2 separate regions of the Homo sapiens genome follow, and region 1 is linked to region 2. Evidence: chromatin contacts called from ENCODE Hi-C or POLR2A ChIA-PET data. All regions are on one chromosome and are shown on one strand. Each heading gives the region's core, a stretch centred on a gene start or an enhancer-like site at or near the end of the contact. The rest is flanking DNA. Distances are from core to core; before and after follow the strand shown.

Region 1 (5,791 bases), core at 979-3,478, 300 kb before region 2:
TTTTTTTTATTGAGTGAAATTCACATAACATAAAATTAACCATTCTGGGCTGGGTGCTGTGGCTCATGCCTTGTAATCCCAGCACTTTGGGAGGCCAAAGTGGGCAGATCACCTGAGGTCAGAAGTTCGAGATCAGCCTGGCCAACCTGGTGAAACCCGATCTCTACTAAAAATACGAAAAATTAACCTGGCATGGTGGCAGGCGCATGTAATTCCAGCTACTCAGGAGGCTGAGGCATGAGAATCACTTCAACTGGGAGGCAGAGGTTGCCGTGAGCCGAGGTCCCACCACTGCACTCCAGGTTCGGCCACACAGTGAGTCTCCATCTCAAAAAAAAAAAGAAGAAGAAGGAGAAGAAAAAGAATTTTTCAGCATCCCAGAGGCCCCTGGCCTCCCAGCCACTGTCCCTCCCTTCCTGGAGGCCAGCCACCATTGTGATGAAGAGAACCCCGTCTCTCCCTCAACATGCACCCCAAAACACCATCCTCTATGTTGCCTGTTTGTGATCCACACAGAATTCCACAGAATTGAGCCTGGCCACTTCTGCTCAATGTGATTGAGAGAGGCTTCCTTGCTGCGCATAACTGCAATTCGCCTGTCTCCACTGCCGCGGAAGGGCCCGGCGACGGGATAGACCATGATTCGCCCGTCTCCACGGCCACGGAAGGGCCCGGCGATGAGATAGACTGCAATACATTTTCCCATGAAGCTGTTGATCGGCTCCTGGGCTGTTTCTGGTTTGGAGGGTGTCATGAATGAGGCTGGCATGAGCACATGAGTTCTGGCTGAGTAGTATTTTCAGCAGCTTGGCCAAAAGGTATGACTTTTCAGGACCTGGCTGAAGGAGGGACTCCAGAGAAAAGGGCTGATGGGCGGGAAAGCGCTGGCAGAGGGGATGGCCAAGCCACAGCTGGCAGGCTATGGTTCCCAGAGCCCCAATCAACACACCTCAGCTCCCAACTGGGGCTACCTGGAACGACAGGAAAGGCTGACTCCATGAGCTGTCATGGCGTGGAAGACCCAGTTGTGCCCAATGGACGCAAGCTCCCTCCATTTCTGGCCATCCCCTGCTGATTCCCTCCCACCCCCACCTCCAGCCCGACCCCGCCTTCTCCACCAGGTGCCCTCCCATGAATTCAGCTCCATGGACAGCTCCCAGGCTGCTGTCCTCCATGTGGTGCTGAAATCACCCCAACAGAGAAGCCAAGACATGGAGAAGCTAAGGAAGAAAATGGAATGAAATGGCATGGGATGGAGCTACAGAGCCATCAGTCCTGAACCCGCCACCACGTAGAAGTGGAGGCAGGGGTCCAGAGAGGGAAGTCTTTTGCCTAAAGGGGTCATGAAGTGCTCGGTGGTAATAAATGGAATCGTCTACGACGACCGAGATTTACAGAACCCTGTCTGCATGCCAGGCACCACGCTGAGTGTTCGTATGTGGACCGCCACCGTCAACCCACACGGCAAGCTCAAGAGTAGGGCCCTACGATTGTACCTGCTCAACAGAGGAGAAGCCTCATCGGTGAGCAGCAGAGCTGGGCCTGGAACCTGTGTCTTCAGCCCTACCCCGGGCCTTTCCTCCCCTTGCCCTTGGTCTCAGTGGGTCCACTGTTTCTCTAGAACCAGAAAATGACAGTCACAGCAGCGTTGACGTCACCCCCAGTATATGAGTCAGGGTTCTCTAGAGGGACAGCACTAATAGGACAGATGTATACATGGAGGGGAGTTTACTGGGAGTATTGACTCACATGATCACCAGGTGAAGTCCCACAATAGGCCGTCTGCAAGCTGAGGAGCCAGGAAGCCAGTCCGAGTCCCAAATTCCAGGCGGTGAAATGGCAGCTGAACTGACATTCATTCATTCATTCATTCATCAATCAATCATTCATTCACCCCCACCAGCCTGCAGAGGTCCTACGGTGCCAGGCCCTGGGGCTGCAGAAACAACAGAAAAGCCCCCAGCCTCAAGCTCAGCTGCGCCGGGAATCCTTTCCCCGGCCTCCTTGGGGTGTCTGAGACCTCGTCAAAGAGTTGGGGGCCCATGGACATCTCGAGGGAAAGGCAGGGGGCCAGATGGGGTCAGAGCCAGCATCCCTCCAGAGGCTGGGACAGGGACTGGAGTGGACTCACTGTGTCTGTGGTGGGGGCCATGATGGAAGTGGGGGTCCCACACAGAACAGACAGGGCTTCCTGCAGGTTTCACCTGCAGTCCAGGGCCTGGGACCACCCCCACCCCCCCATCCCCCATCCCCCACCCCCCCACCCCCCCACCCCTCTATCACCCTTCACCCCCCCATCCCCCCTTCCCCCCGGGAACAGCGGCTGGGCGGAGTGGGAGTGCCCTCTGGTGGCTCTTTGAGGAAATAGCAAGGGCTATCCTTCGTAAAATGCTTTCAGACAGAACCGCTGGTATGGCACTCGGCCTCCCGCTGAAGACATGGATACAGGCTGGACACACACGCTTCGCTGTGTGATACACGCATGTAACGGGGCCTGTGGGGAGTAACCAGCGCTGGTGGGGCCCGGGGCTATATCCCTTGAGCGAACATAAACAAGAAAGTGAGCCCACGTTCAGCCTGGTTTTCCTTGTGGGGCATCTTCCCACATTGGCGTGGAGGTCCAAAAACAGAAAGCACAGCCTTGCCGAGCTGAGAAACAGGGATTAGAGTTTGAGGCTCCAAACCTGCTGGGGCCTGAGGGAACTTGGAGAAAGAGCCCAAAGCCCTGAGTGCAAATCCCCTTCAGGCCGTGGCCGCCCCCTAAGCTGAATATGCCCCCAAGAAACTCCAAGAAACCCAACAGAAAAGGCTCCCGGGAGGATGGAGAGCTGAGCAGGGGTGTTGGCAGCTGCGACGGGCTGGAGACCAAGCCCTGTGGGGGGCGGGGGCTGGTGACCATCACAGGCTTTCCCTTGGGAGCACAGAAGTTCCACTCCCTGGGAACAAGGGCTGTAACCCCCAAAGCCAGTCTGGACAGGGCTAACCTGGGCGCGATGGCTCATGCCTGTAATCGCAGAGCAAAAAAAAAGAATAAGAAAAGTTACAAGGTGTCTTAGTCTGTTACCTGTTGCTATAGCTTAAGAGTGGGTAATTTATAGAGAAGAGAGGTTTGTTTCTTACAGTTCTGAAGGCTGGAGGTCCAAGAGCATGGCGCTGGGCAAGAGCACGCCAGCCCAAGTCTCTCTTTCTCTTCTTTTCTTTCAAGATGGAGTCTCGCTTTGTCACCCAGGCTGGAGTGCAGTGGCACCATCTTGGGTCACTGCAACCTCTGCCTCCTGTCTCAGCCTCTCAAGTAGCTGGGATTATAGGCACCTGCCACCACGCCCGGCTAATTTTTGTATTTTTAGTACAGACGGGGTTTTGTCATATTGGCCAGGCTGGTCTCCAACTCCTGACCTCGTGCTCCGCCCACCTCAGCCTCCCAAAGTGCTGGGATTACAGGCGTGGGCCACCGCGCCCGGCCCGTTTCTTTTGTTATGAGGCCACTAGTCCCATCATGGGGGCCCACTCTGATGACCTTATCCAATCCTAATTACCTCCAAAAGCATATAATTGTGGAGATTAAGTTCCCAACACATAAAGTCTAGGAGAAACATTCAAACCATAGCACAAGGCATGCTCTTAGAAGGGACCAGAAGCCGGGAGTGCATGCCTGTATTCCCAGGGACGAGGGAGGCTGAGGTGGGAGGATCACTTGAGCTCAGGGGGTTGAGGCTGCAGTGAGCCCTGTTCATGCCACTGCACTCCAGCTTGGGCAACAGAGTCAGACCTTGTCTCAAAAAAGAATAAAATAAAAATAAAAAAAGAAGAAGGGACCAGATCACCAGACATGGTGCTGATGCCCATAATCCCAGCACTTTAGGAGGCCAAGGTGGGAAAATCATTTGAGCGCAGGAGTTTGAGACCAGCTTGGGTAACACACTGGGAACCCATCTCTACAAAAAACGAAAACAATAGCTGGGCATGGTGGTGCACACCTGTACTCCCAGCTGCTCTGAGGGCCGAGGTGGGAGGAGCGCTTGAGCCCAAGAGTTTGAGGCTGCAGTGAACCATGATTGTACCACTGCACTCCAGCCTGGGCAACACATGCAAAACCCCGTCTCAAAAATGTGGGAAGGGCAGGGCACGACAGCTCACACCTGTAATCCCAGCACACTGGGAGGCCAAGTCAGGTGGATCACCTGAGGTTGGGAGTTTGAGACCAACCTGGCCAACATGATGAAACCCTGTCTTTACTAAAAATACAAAAATTAGCCAGGCATGGTGGCACATGCCGGTAGTCTCAGCTACTCGGGAGGCTGAGACAGGAGAATCACTTGAACCCGGGAGGCGGAGGTTGCAGTGAGCCAAGATCGTGCCGCTACGCTACACTCCAGCCTGGGGGATGAGTAAGACTCTGTCTCCAAAAAAAAAAGAGGCAGGGACTAGATCACTGAAAACCAAGAGAAAAAGCACTTAATAGCGACGACAGAATCAGAGGTGGTTCAGATATAGGAGGCCTTCAAAATGATAACATGCTACTTTCTTCATGTTGCTCCCCTGCTCAAAAGCCTGCATTGCTTCCCCTTGTTCTTCAATGGGGCAGTCACTACTTTCTTTGCAAGCGGCTTTGCACAATGCCAAGAAAAGAGCTGAGAACGCTGGGTTTCAGTGTGGGCTCTGGCTAAGCCAGGGGTGGTCTTGGACAAGTGATCTCTGGGCCTCGGCCTCCTTCTCTGCACATAAGGCAACTGGAAGAAGTTCCTGCCTCCAACTCTTCTCTCCTAGCAGGTGCTCTAAGGGCTGAGTCATTGTCACAGGGCTCTGCTAGCGAGGTGGGCCTGTGTGGATGCACACTTTGTGAAAACTCATCAAACTGCACACTTACAAGTGTGCATTTTGGGCTGGGCGTTGTGGCTCACACCTATAATCCCAGCACTTTGGGAGGCCGAGGCAGGCGGATCACGAGGTCAGGCCAATATGGTGAAACCTCGTCTCTATTAAAAAATACAAAAATTAGCCAGGCGTGGTGGCGCACCCCTGTAGTCCCAGCTACTCAGGAGGCTGAGGCAGGAGAATCGATGGAACCCAGGAGGCAGAAGTTGCAGTGAGCCGAGATTGCGCCACTGCACTCCAGCCTGGGCAACAGTGCAAGACTCCGTCTCAAAAAAAAAAAAAAAAGTGTTCATTTTGGCAAACCCCAACTCAATAAAGTTGGGGTTTTTTTGTTGTTTTTTGTTGTCGTTTTGAGACAGAGTTTTGCTATTGTCGCCCAGGCTGGAGGGCAGTGGCGCAATCTTGGATCACTGCAACCTCTACCTTTTGGGTTCAAGTGATTCCCCTGCCTCAGCCTCCCGAGTAGCTACGATTGCAGGTGCCCGCCACCACACCCGGCTAATTTTTGTATTTTTAGTAGAGACAAGGTTTCACCATGTTGACTAGGCTGGTCTCGAACACCTGACCTCAGGTTATCTACCTGCCTCGGCCTCCCAAAGTGCTGGGATTACAGGCATGAGCCACCACACCTGGCCTAAAGTTGATTTTTAAAACTAGCTTCCTGCCTCTTCCCTCCCAGTTTCCACCCCCAATTGGCAACAAGTTTTAACTCTTTTCATGGTCTCTTCCGGCATTTTCCCGATCTCCAGTAATATTCATACCAATGTTTCTTGACTTTTTCTTAATAAGGGCACTAGTCACACTCCCAGCAGCAGAGTACGTGATTCTAGTTGCTCCACATTCTTGTGAAAAAAAAAATATGAAATTAATTTTTTAGACCAGTTTTAGGTTTAAAGAAAAATGAGAGGCCAGGCAC
Region 2 (6,064 bases), core at 13-2,512:
GAGCGACACCGACGGCCCAAAACTGTCTGGTACTCGGTGTCGTCCCAGTCCTCACACACAACGTGAGCACGGCGGGACAGGTGTAACCCCCCAGGTGTGGCAGCTGAGGTTCAAGAATGGAAGTGACCCCCAAGCTTGGAGACAGTAGGGTTTCAACCCAGGTGTGTCTGGGGTCCTGCACGGTGACCCATGCCCCAGGCAGGCTCATTCCTGAGTCTCCAGGTGGCTCCCACAAGGAGTTAGGGAAGGAGGCCTCCAGGCTGGCTGTGACCCCTGACCCCGCACTTGCCCACCAGGAGACATTCCAGCCTTTCAGTTCTTCAGACCTTAGGGACACCTGACCTTCGCTCAGCATTCTCCAGAGGACAGAGACAGCCGTCAGGTAAGACTGGAGCCCAGCGGGGGGACCCGGCGGCCCGAGGTGGCGGGAGTGATTCCTAGGGCGACGCAGCTCTCAGGCAGGGCGGCAGGAGCAGCCTCTTCCTCCCTTTGGGGAGGCCACGCTGCGCGCCCACCTTTCCCAAGAGTAGAGGGCGGGAAAGGTCAGACGGGGGAGGCAGGGCCCGGTAGCACGCCGGCCACCCACCTGCCAGGGAGGACGCTGTCCCGGTCATGCAGCACAGTGGCAGCGCGTGTGGTGATCGGTGACCGCCGAGACCCCACGCCTGGACCCCGCGGCCACTCCCCGAGGGGCCTCCCCCTCCCCGCACGGGGATACCCCCCGTCCCCTCCCCCTCCTCCTCCCCGCGCGGGGCCTCCCCCCTTCCCCAAGGGGCCTCCCCTCACCTCTCCCCCCACCCCGCCCGCCCTTCCCCCACCTCGCTCCTCCCTCCATCCGCCCCTCCCCTCCCCGCCCCACCCCGGCCCTGCCCCGTCCCACCGCCCGCACTCACGTCGTCCATGAGCAGGAGCAGGATGTTGGGGGGCTGCGGGGCGCCCGAGGCCCCCATCCCCGCGGCGCTGAGCACCAGCAACAGCTGCCACCACCTCGTCGCCGCGACAACCGCCGCCATGGCAACCACGGGAGCCGCGGAGCCCCGGCCAGCGAGCCGACCTAGCGAGCGTCCGCCGGCCCTTCCGGCTGGGCTGCGGGGCGGGGCCTGGACGGCCACGTGACTCGCGGGGCGGGGCCAGAGTCCGCGGAGGGACGGGAGGCGGGGCCTGGACTGCCTCGTGACCAGTGGGGCGGGGCCTGAGCCAGCTGTGTGCGGATGGGGCGGGGCTTTGGAGGCCGCGTGACCAGCGGCGGGTCACGTGACGCGGTGCCTGGCGCCGAGCCTCCCAAGATGGCGGTGTGCATCGCGGTGATTGCCAAGGAGGTGCGTACGCGCGGCGTGGGGCGTCCGGGCTCGCACCATCCTCGGCTCTCCGCTTTCTTTCTACTTCTTCCCTGGGCTTAGAAGGCACCTTAGGAAATGGGACCTGGAGGAGGCCTTCGCCGAGCTCCAGCGGTCAGGGGCTTCGCGGTGGACGAGCCGCCAGGCAGACCCTGACTGAGACCCCAGTTCCGCGCTCGCCCGTCCCGCTGCTGAACGCACCCCTCGGCGCAGCAGGTCTCCTCCCCGCCAGGACCCACCAGAAACCTAGGTGGTCCCGGGCACTACCTCCGTCCTCCGTCCTCAGCAGGTTCTGCCCGTTCTCCCGTCCAGCGCTGGTTCCCCGCGGACGGCGGCCCCGGCCCTCCTGCCAGTCTCCCCGGAGCCGAGTTAAAAACAAATCGGATCCTGTCACGCCTCTGCCTGAGACCTCTGCAGTGGCTTCTCGTTGCCTTAGGATGCTGTCTGAATAACCTGCTCTGGGATCCTTTCCCCCCATAACCCTTGGCACTCTCCGCTCCAACCAAACAATTCTGCAGCTCCCTGGACATGCTCTGCCCTCTCACCTGTGGGCCTTTGCACGCGGAACACCTCTCCCCAGCTCCCATCCTCTTTACTGGCCCACATACATTTCAACTGGAAAGCATTTTCTGAAGGCTAAGACTGAGCTGGGTGGCTGCCCACACGCTCCTGCTGCACGGAGCCTTCATTTCCTAGCCAGGGTCTCCCGAGACCAGACTCGAGACCGCTCCCTGCTGGGCGGTGGCTGCTGCTAAGCTGCTCATGGGCTTCCCTCTTGGCCAAGATGATCATTTGCTTGTTTGTGGGTTTATTGACTAGGTATCACTCCCCACGAGGGTAGCGAGGACTCTTGTTCACTGTATTTGTGCAGGACCCAGTGCTGAACACACACAGGGTAAATGGTGGTGTGTGAAAGACCGAGAAAGAAGCTGTTAATTCTGGGCTTCCAATGGTCAGAAATGCAGAGATGAAGGGAATTTGAGCTGAGTCTTGAAGGGTTTAGTAAAAGGGTCACTGTCAAGGTGAAGAAAAGCCAGTATTGAGGGTGCTGTATTTGGGTGAGCCATGCAGAGTTAGAGGTGGGCTGAGGCAGAGTGGCCTCCAGGAGAAGGTGAGAGGCGTGCCCAGGTGCCAGGCTTGATCGGCAGGCTGTGCTCAGGCCCATTTTTCTGATTCATTTTTTCTTTTCCGCCCACCCTACTGCTGCTGCTTTGCAAACAACACATAAATCTCCTTAGGTTAGCTGGGATCCCCTGAAGGCAGTGCCCACTGCGGCATAGAGAATGAAGCGGTGGGCCTTAGAGCATGGGAATGCGTTCCCCGGGTGGCTGCAGGTCACGGCTCTGCAGCATAGTTCAGAGCTGGTGTGCGCTGGGTGGAGTCTTGTCCTTTCAGTCGCCGTCATCCTTTCTTGCAGAATTACCCCCTCTACATTCGCAGCACCCCTACGGAGAACGAGCTGAAGTTCCACTACATGGTGCACACATCTCTGGACGTGGTGGATGAGAAGATCTCCGCAATGGGGAAGGCCCTGGTCGACCAGAGGGAGCTGTACCTGGGCCTGCTCTACCCCACGGAGGACTACAAGGTGTATCTTTCAGGGCAGGGTGTGTGTCAGGGAGGACCTACAGTTGCAAGATGTACTTTAGGATCAGATAACTTGAAACCTTTTAGAAGAAAAAGAGGTGAGAGTTTTTAGCCAGCCAGGGAATTAGGGTAGCTTGAGGTGAATGAAGGCCTGTAACTCTTCTCTTTCATTGGAAGAGCCATTTGGGAAAAGCAAGGCTAGAATTCCCCGTAGAATGTTTTGGTTTGCACGTGTCCGTTGTCTGGTTTGCAGAGGAAGTGGGACACTTCTGCTTTGTACCTGCAAGGATTTCTTTCTGTGCTTTTCAGGGGGAGCCACCACCTTTGAGCAGGGGATAATAGTTTCATTTATTTCATTAGGCCTTGCCTCTTATGTCACTAGACACTCGTCTAGTCCCTTGGGACAAATCACTTGAGGCCATGGAATTCAAAGACCTTCCCAAAAGTCATCATGTAGCCTGTCCATGGTGACATTTGCTAGTAGCCACTATTTTACAAAATAATGTGGCCTCTAGAGAGGGGATCCGCCTTGTTCACGAAGCCTCTGGTTTTGCAGTTAACTTTCCGGGCCAGGCATTGATTCATGAAGAGGGTGAGGTGTTCCAGACAGACAGACTCGGAGTCTAGGTGGTTCGGCTCCTGGAGTGTGAACTGGGTAAGGCTTGGCTGCCTGCTCTTCGCTTCTCCTGCAAACACCAGACGTCGCCCTAGCAAAGTATTTAGGCTTGTACCCAGCACGGCCACTGCAGGACCAGCCCAGCATGGGCATTTCCTGTGATTCAAGGTTGCCACATTTCTCCAAAGTGAGGGCCCACAGAGGGCCCTCCACCGGCAGTCCCTGTGTTACGAGTGCCTTCCCTAACCAGCTGTGCAGATACGGCTACGTCACCAACTCCAAGGTGAAGTTTGTCATGGTGGTAGATTCCTCCAACACAGCCCTTCGAGACAACGAAATTCGCAGCGTAAGTCAGGGAGTTAGAGGGCCACGCCCGAGTGGGTGTTTTGTTTTTCCTTTTTGACTTTGTTTTGAAATGCTGAGAAACTAAAAATCTGGCAGTGGCTGTGTGTATGTGGCAAGGTCATGGTTTGCTGGGTCTTTTTCAGATGTTCCGGAAGCTACACAACTCCTACACAGACGTGATGTGCAACCCCTTCTACAACCCGGGGGACCGCATCCAGTCCAGGTGGGCCCTACTTTCTGTGTCTTGCCACCTTCTTTCTGTAGGACATGCCTTGCCATTTTGGTTGCCAAAATGCAACCATTTGGAAAATAAGGGAGGAAAGATCTTTTTAAGCTATGAGCACCATCCCCCTAGGGCAGAGGTTTTAAAGCCACAAAGCCCCGTTTCTCCACACCAACTCTTACACAGATCTCCAGCGCATAAAGTGGATAGAGTGTGTGTGGTGTGGGGAGTAGAGCTTGCCCATTTGGCTTCCCAGGTGTGCCCAGTGGGTACCTGGGGCACCTGCAGGACTCAGGGCCAAGCACATGGGCAGTGGCTTTCAGGGATCACACGTCCTTTTGTAGCTACCTGATCTTTTATGTTGAATTTGGAACAGTCAGGAACCTGGTTTGCAGGTGTCTTCCGAATAGTCCACAAAGTAAACAGATTTAACTTTTGAACATCATGAGGGAAATGTGGGGTCCATGCCCACATTCCAGACTTGCTTTCAGTGAGTCCCCAGTTCCAAGACATAATTCCCTGTGGTTGGCAGGGAAGAGGACGCTGCAGTGATCCAAGGCAGGCCCCTCCCTCCACCAGGACACTGTCTTGGGGCCATCCTGGTCCCAGATGGGAGCAGGCAGGCGAATGTCCACAGTCTTGCCTCCTGGGCTGCACAGGGCCATCCTTGCCACACCACCGCTCTGCCTGCCCATGCTGCTCCCTCCTCCACCCCTTCCTGGGGCCTTGGGAGGCTGCACAGGGAACTTGGAGGCAGCAGATGGGTTCTCAGTGCCCGGTGGGGTGGGACTCCTGTCCTGGCCTCTCAGCGGAGTTCACATTTCTGGACCCTGGAGAAGGTCCCGAGCATCCTGTGGATGGAGCCATGCTGCCCGGCCCGTCTCTGAGCAGAGGGGTGGAGGGCCTGGCTCTCCTCTGAGTGGGTCTGTTTCTCTTAGCAGGGCCTTTGATAACATGGTGACGTCGATGATGATACAGGTGTGCTGAGTGAGCTGTGCTGCCAGCCATCGCAGAGGAGCCCGCGCACGACTGTGGTGGGGCCGTCGGTCTGTTCTGGTTGCCTCTTCCTGAATGGGACGCCTGGGGCTTTCAGGGCAGGCAGCTGTGCATGTTCTCTCAACTAAAGGTCTTGTGAGAGGAGATTTGGCTTTTTCCTTCCGTGTCAGCCAAGGATTTAATTAAGAAGAATTCAACTAAGGACTTTTCTGGGGTGTGGGCAGAGGTTTGGGATCAGATGGCGCAGGTAGCCTGTCCTCAGTTGTCCCAAAGGGGCAGAGGCAGGGGTGCCTGGAGCCAAGAGTTCCTGAGCCTGCAGGACCTGTGACCATGTGGGTCACCCACTGGCTGAACAGGTGGGCTGGTCTGGAGGGGGTGGCCTCCTGAGCCCAGAACCAGCCTAGGATCTAGGGGCACAAGGGGAGCCGGCGTGGCTTCCCACAGGGGAGGGCCCTCCTCTTTCTGGACTTGGCCTCCATTCTTTGCATCTGGCTCAATGTCTGGATTCCGCCCGGCCTTAAAAGGAGCCCTTGTGAAACCTGGGAAGCCTCGTGGCCCCGCGGCGTTGGCTCAGCTGCAGCCCTGGTCCTAAACCTTGGAGCGCAGACTTGAGGCACCCCCTCCTGCCTGTTGGTGCTGAGGGGGTTGGGTGCTGTGTCACTTGATGACGTGGCTGACTACCACCCAGGGCAGCGGCCGAGCCCATAGTGGCGTCAGTGCCGCCGGCGTCCTTGGGGTCCAGCGGTCAAGGCTCAGCCCGCTGAGGGGACCCCCCCGGAGTTGGTTCCAGCACTGGTCCAGGACTGGAGAGTTTCTCAAGGACCTTGAGGACCCCAGAAGCCCTTGCAGCAGGAAAGGCTGTAAGGGGGGGTCAGCCTAGGGCAGGACCTAGGGAGGGGAACTTTCTTGATACATATTTGCCTTTTCATCCCATCTAGCAAGCACAGTGTTAATTTTAGA

What was found. A loop is a pair of places that touch in the nucleus more often than their neighbours do. ChIA-PET counts read pairs that join two places held with the same protein, here RNA polymerase II (POLR2A). Pooled maps may share reads with other maps.
Region 1: a loop to region 2 is called in a map of natural killer cell, with 24 times the contacts of the local background. The contact joins the promoter of ZC3H18-DT here to the promoter of TRAPPC2L in region 2. A Hi-C loop is called at or near these places in 1 of 168 maps with a recorded cell type or tissue (natural killer cell) and 3 of 50 pooled maps. POLR2A ChIA-PET finds 5 or more read pairs at or near these places in 1 of 52 experiments (activated CD4-positive, alpha-beta T cell).

What each region holds. Positions count from the first base shown.
Region 1 is chr16:88,559,755-88,565,545 of GRCh38, forward strand. ZC3H18-DT (ZC3H18 divergent transcript) reads right to left here and starts at 2,229. Exons shown (of 3, transcript NR_146877.1): 1 at 1,750-2,229; 2 at 1,497-1,617; 3 at 349-971.
Region 2 is chr16:88,855,865-88,861,928 of GRCh38, forward strand. It overlaps TRAPPC2L (trafficking protein particle complex subunit 2L), which reads left to right and starts at 1,263. Exons shown (of 5, transcript NM_001318525.2): 1 at 1,263-1,319; 2 at 2,755-2,927; 3 at 3,799-3,886; 4 at 4,029-4,108; 5 at 5,050-6,064. The coding sequence starts at 1,287. The coding sequence ends at 5,095. It overlaps GALNS (galactosamine (N-acetyl)-6-sulfatase), which reads right to left and starts at 1,083. Exons shown (of 14, transcript NM_000512.5): 1 at 894-1,083. The coding sequence starts at 1,013. LOC107983950 (a long non-coding RNA gene) reads right to left here and starts at 716. Exons shown (of 2, transcript XR_933884.3): 1 at 587-716; 2 at 1-437. RefSeq lists a silencer at 816-1,215.